2 separate regions of the Homo sapiens genome follow, and region 2 is linked to region 1. Evidence: chromatin contacts called from ENCODE POLR2A ChIA-PET data. All regions are on one chromosome and are shown on one strand. Each heading gives the region's core, a stretch centred on a gene start or an enhancer-like site at or near the end of the contact. The rest is flanking DNA. Distances are from core to core; before and after follow the strand shown. Region 1 has its middle 33 kb from the start of LINC02419. Region 2 holds the start of FZD10-AS1 (FZD10 antisense RNA 1).

Region 1 (2,852 bases), core at 191-2,690:
TGTTTGTTTGTTTTTTGAGATGGAGTCTTGCGCTGTCACCCAGGCTGGAGTGCAGTGATGCGATCTCGGCTCACTGCAACCTAAGCCTCCCAAGTGATTCTCCTGCCTCAGCCTCCCAAGTTGCTGGGATCACAGGTGTGCGCCACCACGCCTGGCTAATTTTTGTATTTTTAGTAGAGACGGGGTTTCACCACGTTGGTCAGGCTGGTTTCGAACTCCTGACCTCGTGATCTGCCCACCTCGGCCTCCCAAAGTGCTGGGATTATAGGTGTGAGCCACCATGCCCGGCCTTAATCTTGGTTTTAAAAAGAAAAAAGGATGTGTATATGCATCACAGAATTCTGGAAGAATATTCTAGAAATCGTTCCAGTAGTTATCTCTGTCAAATAGGGCAGGGGAAGGGGTGGGGGAAAATTTTCACCTTTAAATTTAAAACAAATGTATTTGCAATAGTTTTAGATTTACAGAAAAATTGTAAAGATAGTACCGAGGCTGTAAACCTATAAAACCACTCTTAAAAATAAAGTTTATTAGTTTAAATTTGTTAAAAAGTTAATACCGAGAACTCCCGTGTACCCTTTAGCCAGTTTTATTTCCCCAAATGTTATCCTCTCATCTTCCCATGTCCATTTGTCAAAGCTGAGACACCAGCCTTGGCACTCACTACTGTCTGAACCTCAGACCTCATTCCAACGTCCCCAGTTCCCCCTTAGGCTCCTGTTCCTGTTCCAGGGTCCCGTCGGGAGCTCATGCTGCAGAGGGTCATCCTGGCTCCTTCGGGTCCTCCTGACTGTGGCCACTTCTCAGTCTTTGTTTTTCAAGTTTGTCAGGCATGTTATAGAACATCCTTCAGGTGGGGTTTGTCAGGTGCTTTTCGTCACAATTAGACTGGGTTTGAGGGAAGAACGCCGGAAGCAACGTGCCCTTGTCTTCACATCATATGGGGCAGTCACGAGGTGTAAACCTTGGCGACCAGGTGGCATCTGCCAGGTGTCTCCACTTTTCCCTTTCCCTGAGCTGTGCAGAAGTGAGTCCCTAAGTGCTGGGGGAGGGGGCGTAGGAAGGGTTAGTTAAGCTCCTCCTCCCCCGGGAACATCCACTCATTTTATTTGTCATTCTTCTTTTACATTTAAACCCTTCTGCGAGGTTTCCCTTTCAACCTATGCACGTATTATTCCATAATTTAAACATATAGTTCCCCAAACAAACAAACAACTAGAAACAAATGTAAGTCGCTGGACAAAACTCAGGGGTCGGATTCCCTGGCCCTTAGCCAAAAGCAAAGCTTTCCGTTCTCCGGGAAAGAAAATAAACCCAGTCCCCTTTGAGATCCAGGGCAGGGGAGAGGAAAATGACTCGGAAACCCTGTTGTGAGAAGCACGTTGCTATCCCGGATGAAGGGCCATTTCAGCCCTAAGCTCAAAGCCGGAGCTCCGACCAGCACTCTCAGGACGCCTGGGTGCTGGCCACGTGGTTGAGCCAGGCAGGAGGAGGCGTTGTCAGGGGCACAGAAGAAACCAGAAACTCATTAGCTGGGACCCCAGCCGGGACCTTTGCCCCACTGGTGACCTTGGGAAAGCCTCTTAGCTTCCTTGGCCACTTCCGTGGTGGTCGAGTGAGGATTCCGAGTTCTGCCTGCCTGCGTGAAAAATATCTTTTGATGATTGATTAGCTAATGCTTGGAAACAGCTCCGGCACTGGAAGCCAGTTCCCCAGAAAGTGCTAAGCAGTGTTATTAAGGGATCAAACAGGAAGGCCTTTGTGTGTGATGCCAAGATGATTTTGTTAAATTATGAAACTTGCTTTGATAAACTGCCTGGAGGTGCCATCTGTGACATGCTTAATGTTTTTTTCCCCACTTCCCTGAGCTTATTGAATTATTTGTACACAATTTATTTTACTTTCATAGGGCATTAAATTACTCTGAGACCTTGAAATATTTTACAGCCAATTCAAGGCATCTGGAGGCTGTCAGGAGGGTTTTTGATGGATTTTGTCTTTAGGAGATGAAACAGGGGGAGTATTCTACAAATGAGGGAGGGCGGGACCTGTTGCATGTAAAAGTTGCTTTCAACTCTGTTTAACATGGGTGCTTTAAATTTTCAGCTGCTGCGGAAATGCTTTTATAAAATACATGAAGGAATCGAGGTACATTTAATCATCTCTGTATCTTAATCAGGAACATTTATCAAAGCCCTTTATTAGGGGAAATTTGAAATGTATACCAACGGAGAGAAAATACGATGGCTCCTGGTGGATTTATTACACTGCTGCAGCGATCCTCAAACTGAGGCCGGCCTCTGTGGTCTCTATGCCTACTCCTTCCATGAACCCCACGGGGAAGTCTGAAGCAGCTTCCAGATACCACAGCGGCATTTCATGAGTAAATAAGAATGCTATTTTTGAGTAGCCCAAGAGTTGTGCTGTTCTCACCGGGGATGCTTAACTATGACCTTGGAAAAGCTCCTCCTCGCCCTGGCAGGGGTCAAAGTCGCTAGGAGGTGGGTCACTGGCTGGAACAAGCCAGGTGTGAAAAGTCAGCGCTCGCAGGGGACCCCAGTCTTGAATGTTCACCTTCCAGGACAGCGTCTTCTGACGGGTCCTGGGCATGAGCGCCGCGCTCCTCGGGAAGCACACAGAAGTGTTTTTATTGGATCATCTGTGATGTCGCAGAGTGGGGAGTCAAGTCGCCGGCACTCCCTGACAGGCTGTGCTATTCCAGGCACCCTCCTTTAACCTCTAGCTGCAAAGCTTCCTCCTCTAACTTTCCTTCTGCTGTGCTTTCCCGAAGCTGACAGCAGCACCTTGACCGCAGTGTTATGGTTCTCAAAGTTTTCTGTCCATTGGAATCT
Region 2 (3,335 bases), core at 174-2,673, 57 kb after region 1:
TGCCAGGAAAATTCTAGAAAAGCCAAGTGATTTCCGCTGAATTAATTTTAATTTAAAGGTCCTGAAAAATTACTCACTAGACAAAAAACAACAACAACAAAAAAAAAAACACTATAATAAAAATGGCAGTCTTTCAAAAATAAAATCATGCAACTTTTCACTTGGGAAATAACACAGTTGAAGGTGGTGTTCTAACTGCCCGGAGTTTCTACCTTCTTTTTCACTTTCTCCCTCACCCCGACTTCCTCCAGCACCTCCTAGTGAGACCCAGGACACCCAGGGACAGCGACCCAGGGGTGGGTGCCTGAACCTGCCTATTAATTCTGGGATTCTGGGCGCTCAAATGTCTGTTGAACGGATGAATGAATGAGTGGAAAGGTGAGATTTCCCCAAGTTTCTTACCGATGTAAAAATTGTAGGGCTTGTTTTAATTAAAAGCCAATACTCTCCGAGGAAGTGGCCCCCTCCTGCACGGCGTGCAGAAAGCTGGTCAGTGAGGGGGGTTCCTGGCGGGCCCCATCTCCTTCCCGGGCGCTTCCTAGGGAGACCTTGCCCCGTGCGCAGCGTCCCCACCGCGGGGGCCCGTGCAGCCGCCCCCCACGCCGGGTGGAGCGCCGCCAACGCGGGAAGCCCCAGCACTGCCTCCAAAGATGTCCGCACACTCCACCCTGCTCCCTGGAACTATCCTCAAACGGGCAGGGGGCAAGCGAGGCCGGTGGACGCGGGACTCGCTCCTCTGACCTCTCCCCGGCCCCCCGGGAGGTAGCGGGAGATTGCACACGCGATCCTGCGAGTTTCCGAACTTTGGAAGATCGTGACCCGGAGAGACCCTGGGAGGAGAGGGCCGGCCACCTCCTAGGGGTGCTGTTTTTTTAAGGGTCAACCCAGGACGCTACGGGAAGCACCTGGCGCATCCTTGGGAACAGTGGGGCTTGGCGGTGGGCGCCCACCGCGAACGCCCTGGGCGGGGGAAGGGAATGGCGGGGGGACGTCGTGTCCTAAGTGACCCCGTCACAGACCCGCCCCAATCCGAGGGGGGATGAGCTCAGAGGACCTGCCCAGGACGCTCCTTCTCCACTTTCCAGGAAAACCGAGCGGCGTGCGCGCCTCCGTGTCCTCGCGGGAGCTGGGGGTCCCCGGGCAGGCGCTGACGCGCTCCTCCCACGACCCACTCCATCCCACCCTACTCCGGGTCCTCCTGCGGGGCTGCAGCCAAGGAGGGCGCTGGCCGGGCACATCACTCGCCAAATCACATAAATACCCCACGAGCGAATGACTTCCTATAATAAATAAACTCAGCCGCCAAGAAGGCATCTCCAGCCCTGCTGGCGCGAGGCCCCGGCTCTGCGGCTTCGGAGGGGGCGGGGGTCACCGCGGTACAAACCAAGCCCGCACTTCCCGCGGGGTGGGAGGCGGTGTTCAAAGTCCCGGGACGCTTCCCGCCCCTCCCCCTTCCCGCCTTCTTAGAGGAGACCTCGGATGAGCGGCCCTAAAATCCGGATTCTCGAGCCCCTCCCCCTCCCCTTAGCTCGTCTCTTTGAAATTTCAAAGAAAATCCCTCCTCGGAGCCCGGAGCCCGGGGCTGGTAGCACCTCCCCAGCCTCAGGAAGATGCGGGCAGGTTTACAAGCAAGGGCCTACTTTATGGCCCAGGCTATAAAACGCAAATCCCACCTCCCTTTGAAAGCGCCCTCCGCCCGGGACTCACCATAAAAGGAAGAGAAGATGCACCCCGCGCCCCTCGCCGCGGACCACCCCCAAACCCCTTCTCCCGCCAGTCCCCGAACTTCCCGTAACCTCGGCGTCCTCGGGGTGCCGGGGACCATCCCGGGGACCGCCGGGAAAGGGGGCGCCGGCGGAGAGGATAGCGAGAGGCAAAGTTGGAGGCCAGGCAGAGAGAGGGCGAGGAGAGGCGGGCGGGACTGCCGGGGAGGGTCGCAGCGCGCAGAGCCCCGCGCGCCAGGCGGGCTGTCCCGGGGCTGGCGGGCGACGCGGGCGGGACTAGGCGCTGCGCCCCCCGCAGGCTGGGCTGCAGGCCGGGGGGGATCGGCCCCCGCGGGGCCCGGGAGCCCGCGGCGGGGCGGCGGGGAGGAGGCTGCCCCGGGCCGCTGCGCTTTCTCATGCAAAGCAGCGGCGGGGCGGGGCGCGCGGCCCGGGGGCGGGGCCTGTCAGCGCTCGGCTTTTCTGCCCCCCTTTGCCTTTTTGCGAGTCTTCTCATCCCGGGACGCAAACCTCGAAACAGCTGCCGGCTGGTCCCGGCCGAGGCCGGCGCAGGGAGGGAGGAGCCGCCCGGGCTGTGGGGGCGCCGCGAGCTGGGCCGGCCTCGGTGTGCCCGCGCCGCCAGCCCGCTCCAGACGCGCCACCTGGGCGCTCCAAGAAGAGGCCGAAGTTTGCCGCGGCCGTGAGTTGGAGCTCGCGCCGGGCCGCTGCGCCGGGAGCTCCGGGGGCTTCCCTCGCTTCCCGGTATTGTTTGCAAACTTTGCTGCTCTCCGCCGCGGCCCCCAACTCGGCGGACGCCGGGCGCGGAGAGCCGAGCCGGGGGCGCTGTGCGCAGCGCTCGGGCCAGGCCGGGCGGGCATGGGCGGGGGCCCGAGCAGGGGTGGAGAGCCGGGGCCAGCAGCAGCCCGTGCCCGGGAGCGGCGGCGCTGAGGGGCGCGGAGCTCCCCGCGAGGACACGTCCAACGCCAGCATGCAGCGCCCGGGCCCCCGCCTGTGGCTGGTCCTGCAGGTGATGGGCTCGTGCGCCGCCATCAGCTCCATGGACATGGAGCGCCCGGGCGACGGCAAATGCCAGCCCATCGAGATCCCGATGTGCAAGGACATCGGCTACAACATGACTCGTATGCCCAACCTGATGGGCCACGAGAACCAGCGCGAGGCAGCCATCCAGTTGCACGAGTTCGCGCCGCTGGTGGAGTACGGCTGCCACGGCCACCTCCGCTTCTTCCTGTGCTCGCTGTACGCGCCGATGTGCACCGAGCAGGTCTCTACCCCCATCCCCGCCTGCCGGGTCATGTGCGAGCAGGCCCGGCTCAAGTGCTCCCCGATTATGGAGCAGTTCAACTTCAAGTGGCCCGACTCCCTGGACTGCCGGAAACTCCCCAACAAGAACGACCCCAACTACCTGTGCATGGAGGCGCCCAACAACGGCTCGGACGAGCCCACCCGGGGCTCGGGCCTGTTCCCGCCGCTGTTCCGGCCGCAGCGGCCCCACAGCGCGCAGGAGCACCCGCTGAAGGACGGGGGCCCCGGGCGCGGCGGCTGCGACAACCCGGGCAAGTTCCACCACGTGGAGAAGAGCGCGTCGTGCGCGCCGCTCTGCACGCCCGGCGTGGA

The links. ChIA-PET counts read pairs that join two places held with the same protein, here RNA polymerase II (POLR2A).
Region 2: POLR2A ChIA-PET joins it to region 1 with 13 read pairs in HEK293. The contact joins the promoter of FZD10-AS1 here to the enhancer-like site in region 1. POLR2A ChIA-PET finds 5 or more read pairs at or near these places in 3 of 52 experiments (HEK293, Panc1 and activated T-cell).

What each region holds. Positions count from the first base shown.
Region 1 is chr12:130,103,316-130,106,167 of GRCh38, forward strand. No RefSeq gene overlaps it. Among named protein-coding and RNA genes, the nearest start is that of LINC02419, 33 kb to the left of the region's middle. Within about 2 kb of position 1,441, at least 3 of the 41 ENCODE cell types and tissues checked have a DNase peak (open chromatin) inside an H3K27ac peak, as active enhancers do.
Region 2 is chr12:130,160,255-130,163,589 of GRCh38, forward strand. It overlaps FZD10-AS1 (FZD10 antisense RNA 1), which reads right to left and starts at 1,424. Exons shown (of 4, transcript NR_033834.1): 1 at 403-1,424. It overlaps FZD10 (frizzled class receptor 10), which reads left to right and starts at 2,210. Exons shown (of 1, transcript NM_007197.4): 1 at 2,210-3,335. The coding sequence starts at 2,689. RefSeq lists enhancers at 690-1,256, 1,257-1,823.